Regions from separate parts of the Homo sapiens genome. Here region 1 is linked to region 2. Evidence: chromatin contacts called from ENCODE Hi-C or POLR2A ChIA-PET data. All regions are on one chromosome and are shown on one strand. The core of a region is the stretch at or near the end of the contact, and the rest is flanking DNA. Distances in the headings are between cores, read along the strand shown.

Region 1 (2,700 bases), core at 93-2,592, 1.5 Mb before region 2:
TCCTCAGTTTACGAAGATGATGGGATTAAGAGATTAAAGTAAAGACAGGCATAGGAAATTAGAGAATTGATTGGGGAAGTGAAAAATGTCCATGAAATCTTCACAATTTATGTTCAGAGATTGCAGTAAAGACAGGTGTAAGAAATTATAAAAGTATTAATTTGGGGAACTAATAAATGTCCATGAAATCTTCACAACTTATGTTCTTCTGCCATGGCTTCAGCCCGTCCCTCTGTTCAGGGTCCCTGACTTCCCACAACATTTGGACAAATCCACCATGTGGGCTGATCAAAATTTTCTCTTTGTGTCAAATAATAATGACAACAACAAAAACCCCACAAAACCCCAGTGCTTTCAACTCTTATTTCCTTAATTAGAAACAGTCAAAGACACTGATTTCAAGTTGCAAGGAGCACAGCCAGATTTATTTACATACTTGATTTCATGTTTATTTTTCTTGTAACCTGAGGCTGAATGGTAGAAGTAAACATTCTCAGATCAAAATGGATCAAGTTGGGTCTACATTTTGAACATCAGATATTTGAATACATTCCATATCTGTATCAAGAGATCGTTTATTTTTGCCATCTCCTCATTGCTTAGAAATAGGACTTACGACAAAAGACTCAAGCATCTTTACATTTGTAGGACCACAGTACCATGAGAGGAGATTCAACTCTTGGCTTCACTATTCTCATTTTGGTTTATTTCATTTACAGTTTATTCACCCACTACACCATGCATCTTTTACTCCCCCTCTGGGAAGAAGTAGAAAACTGCATCAGTTTCTAGGACATTCCATATCAAAGAGACACAATGAAAACTGGCAGCAAGTGGCACTGCCATTGAGTGACTTCTCCCTCAACCATCTCTGCTGTGTGGTGCAATTTAAGGTGGATGAATGGCATACTCTGGGCTCCAGGCCAGCTAACTGGCCCTGGGGGAAATCATTCACACCCACGCTGATGCACACACCCTTTAAACTCTCTTTCCTGCCCTGCAGCCCCCCAGATGAAATCCTTATACTCCAGGAAGCAGCAGGTCCTTTCATTGCTGTCTCTGGGCTACAGGAATCAAAGAGCAAAATGAATGTTTTCCTCTGAGAACTGGCACTGAATAGAAGGAAGGAAATGCCTACTCCAATTCAAGCATGTTTTAATCTCTGGAGAAGTGGGTACTGGGGAGGGGCAATATTGGCTGAGGAATCAGTGGGAAAGTCATAAATTTTGTCTCTTATCCCAGCAACTAAAATTCTTCCTTTAGAGTGCCACCCACTCTTTTTTTTTTCTCCTAAAAGGATTTGGATAATGAACAATCACTTTCTAAATTCTCAAGTTCAAAAATCTCTCAGTGGAGGAAGAAAAGGGAGTTTTTGAGTAAATCTCCAAAGGCTAGATGAATCATTGAAAAACATGCTCAGAAATTTCAAGATTCACACACACCTCATGAATATACCATCTGAATCTAATCTGAAGAATCTGGCACTAAAACAAATCAACAGTTCCTTACCTCTTCCTCTCTTTGACACTTTTAATATCTAACAAGGCCAACTCATTTAATTTTTTTAAAAACAATTATCTCTCATTCAAAGATACAGATGAATAGTAAAACACCAGTGTGATCGACTTCTCAAAAGTCTGACCCACAGTCAGACAAAAACAGATTGGTGGTGGTGTGGGGGGAGGGGATTCTACATGTCAAGTGACATGGACTCATCACAATGTCAGTGTCCCGGAAACCTTAAAAAAAAAAAAAGTGGTGCTTGTGCTGGCTGTTCTAAAGTAAATGAGATTTAAGGGACATGACAAGCAAATAGAATGTAGAAACTTGGAGCTTAATTCTTAATTGTGATAGTGTGATTATAAAGGAGAATGCCTTTTTTCTTAGGTGCTACATGCTGAAGTATTTAAAGACAAAATGTCTTGACATGTCCAGCTTATTTTTAAAAGTTATCATCAATGAGAGACAGAGAATGACAGAAAGAAAAGGAGGCAAATGTTAAACAAACAAACAAATTCTGGGCTAAATATTGATTTGGAGCTCGCACTGGAAAATTCCCTGTTGCTTGTTCAAGTCCAGGCAAGTCTATGAGTTCGCCAATTGGCTTCAGGGTATAAATTGGACTATTTTGACACGTTCTAAAGATCTATCGTTAGCCTGGCTTCCATTCAAGTTTTAGCTAACAGGAAGCACTTGATTCTCTGAAGAGGTGTGTCAGAGCAGAATTACTTACAGATGTTCCTTACAGACATATTCCAAATTTGTTTCTCTCAATTAATTTTTCAATCAATTTCTACACCCACTTCATTAGATTTTACATTTAATTTGCAAGTAAAATGGCATTTGCATTTTCTTGAGTAACTGTGTCCCTTCTATTCCCTCCCATCCCCATTTCTAGAATCTCAATTATGTTATGATACGTCCCACAATAATTGCATTATAAAATGTCATGAACCATGATTATAGGGAGGCTATTCAGAAAAAATTCCCTCACTGTCTATTCACACTAAAGCCTTGATTCATAAATTTGAAAAAAAAGTTCCATGGTTATATGAGCCAGTGGAGAATCTTTGTGTTTTAATAGGTCAGATTGCCCAGGGTATTGGACCTGCTCATATATGGGAGTTTTTGAACATGATTTTAAAGTAAGTCTTTGGAGCCTCTTTTAACAATATCAAAAGTAGTTTGAAGGAAATTTAC
Region 2 (2,700 bases), core at 144-2,643:
CAGAAGTTGATTCTCTGAAGTTTTTTGTGTGTCTTTAACTTGTTTTTTTCCACTGATTAATCTTTCATAGTATGTAGTTATAATGGTAACCATCACGTACATCTGACCTACAATAAAGAAGAAAATGGACAGAAAAAAGATTATTAACTTTTCTTCCTTTTTTGTTCTTCTGTAGGTCTCATTCCTGTCAGTTAGACTTGAGGTCATGCTATTTCCTGTTGGGGTCACGAGGATGAATTAGTGATTAGACACTTAGGTGCTGGACTCAAAGGGACCTGGCTCCATCACATGCAAACTTTTTGTAAAAGAAGGTACATTGTTTTATAATGTGCGTTTTTGGTTGAATATTAAACTAAAACTTGAGAGCAATCTAGCTCAGGTAGACACTGGTGTCCTGAAATCATTTGCAATACATTTAAACTAAGATATACTAGATAAAGATATTAAAACAAAAGAAAAGGTTTAGATTTTATTCCATATTTCATTTATATTTTTACCAAACACCTATTGAATATCTAATATGTTCTAGGGAATGGACTTGGATCTAGAAACTTAAGAGTGAATGTGCAAATGCCTAGAATCTGTTCTGGTAAGAAATTCACTTCAGTAAAAAACAATACTAATATTATCAATAATAATCCATAATGTGATTTTTTAAAGCCAACTCATTTAATCTATTATATCTATATAATAGATTAGATTATAATCTAGACTGTATAATCTATAGTCTAGATTATAGACATTTAATAAAAACAAATTGAATTTTGTAAAAAAAGTACTTAATATACCTAGTAAAGTTTTATATGCCAAGTTTGTATTTTAATAATATTTTTATTTTAATAAATATCAGGAAGAAATAAACATAAAACATAGGAAGTGCATGTTCAGGTTATCTATTGTCATATTACAAACCACCTGAAAACTCAGTCGTATAAAACAACAATTATTTTTAAATTTTTGAACAGCTTTATATATAATTGACATATAATAAACTGCACATTTTAAAGTGCACACTTTGATAAGCATACATAGGTACACACCTGTGAAACCATCGCCAAAATCAAGATCATGACCGTATCCACAAATTTCATGATTCTGTAGGTCAAGGATTAGAGCAGCCATAAGCAGAGAGTTTGTCCCTGATACACGATGTTTTTGGCCACAGCTGTAGTTGTTTGGATAGCTGGGGGCTCCTGGGATGGCTAGAGTGGGATCATATGCCTGGAGTCTTCATTCTTCTCCATTGGATGTTTGCTGGGATGAGAAGGTCCAAGATAGTCCTTTGATAATGTGTCGTGGTGCCTGGGCTGGGATGGCTGAAACACAGGAGACCTAGCAGAAATTCTCTATACTCACCGCCATCTCCGGATAGTCAGACTTCTCACTCGGCAGCTGGCTTCCCCCAGGTCCGAAGTTCAAGAGACTTTCAAAAGACAGGAAGTGAAAGCTGCCAGTCTCTTTCAGCCTGAGCCCGAGACACTGGCACAGTTTTACTTCCACTATGCTTTATTGGTCAAAGCAGTCTCTGAGCCCACCCAGATTCTGGGAAAGAAGGACATTGACACCACCTCTTGATGAGATAATGTCAAAGAATTTTGACCATCTTTAAAGCACCACAACGCATGTTGGATATTCTATATTCCTGAGTGAAAGAAGACTTCAATTTGGTCACATGAACAAACTATTTCTGTGTTTTACAAGGGCAATAGTAGGGAAAGGAGGTGGTAGTAATATCAGAATTTCCATCAACTCTTCTGTCTTCGTTGCTGTTTATCAAGTAATGTTCTTCAAACAAACTGGAGTTGCTATGCCTTGATATGGTATAAATGAGTGTGTTTTGGATACAAATACACATGGTAAAGGTAATATGGTAAATACCATTGTTTATTTATATTATTTATATTATATTTATATTGTTTATTTATATTAATGGTATACTTTAGCCAAGTAAGTTTTTATCAAGATTCCAAAATATTATTGAGACATAATCAATTCAGTAAAAAACTATTTGAGATGGACACATCGGATTCTAGTGATGTTACTCCCCCAGGGTCTTACCCTATTGGGAATCTATTGTATAACTCACATATAACTGTACCTTTGGCCAGGCGTGTTGGCTCACGCCTGTAATCCCAGCACTTTGAGAGGCTGAGGTGGGTGGATCAATGGGTCAGGAGATCAAGACCATCCTGGCCAACATGGTGAAATCCCATCTTTACAAAAATTAGCTGGGTGTGGTGGCACACGCCTGTAATCCCAGCTACTCGGAAGGCTGAAGCAGGAGAATCGCTTGAACCCAGGAGGTGGAGATTACAGTGAGCCAAGATCGTGCCATTGCACTCCAGCCTGGTGACAGAACAAGACTTTGTCTAAAAAACAAACAAACAACTGTACCTTTATAAAAATTCCATCTTTTAAAAGTCTATAAATGGATCTGTTACATTTTAACAAACTACTAGAGGTAATTTCAAATAGATCACTTCAAATTTTCTGAATAAATATAATCTGTTGTGAGGATAGCATCTTGAAGAAATGTTATCAAGCCGTGGTAAAAATATATCTTTCCTTATATGTTCAACCACCATGTGAAATGTGTGAATCTAGCATAAAATGCAGTAAAAAAAAATTTTTTTTAAGTCAGTGAAATAAACTAAGTAAATTTTTCAAGAGAATGTTTTTATTGTGATCTTTTGAGTAGCA

The links. Hi-C counts contacts between places; a loop is a spot of excess contacts on that map. ChIA-PET counts read pairs that join two places held with the same protein, here RNA polymerase II (POLR2A). Pooled maps may share reads with other maps.
Region 1: a loop to region 2 is called in a map of chondrocyte, with 3 times the contacts of the local background. The contact joins the enhancer-like site here to the promoter of MROCKI in region 2. A Hi-C loop is called at or near these places in 2 of 168 maps with a recorded cell type or tissue (MCF 10A and chondrocyte), 1 of 37 single-sample maps with no recorded cell type and 6 of 50 pooled maps. POLR2A ChIA-PET finds 5 or more read pairs at or near these places in 1 of 52 experiments (MCF 10A).

What each region holds. Positions count from the first base shown.
Region 1 is chr6:112,329,374-112,332,073 of GRCh38, forward strand. No RefSeq gene overlaps it. Among named protein-coding and RNA genes, the nearest start is that of RFPL4B, 17 kb to the right of the region's middle. Within about 2 kb of position 1,343, at least 2 of the 41 ENCODE cell types and tissues checked have a DNase peak (open chromatin) inside an H3K27ac peak, as active enhancers do.
Region 2 is chr6:113,871,954-113,874,653 of GRCh38, forward strand. MROCKI (MARCKS cis regulating lncRNA promoter of cytokines and inflammation) reads right to left here and starts at 1,394. Exons shown (of 3, transcript NR_038863.2): 1 at 1,041-1,394. LOC124901382 (a long non-coding RNA gene) reads left to right here and starts at 1,452. Exons shown (of 3, transcript XR_007059716.1): 1 at 1,452-1,870.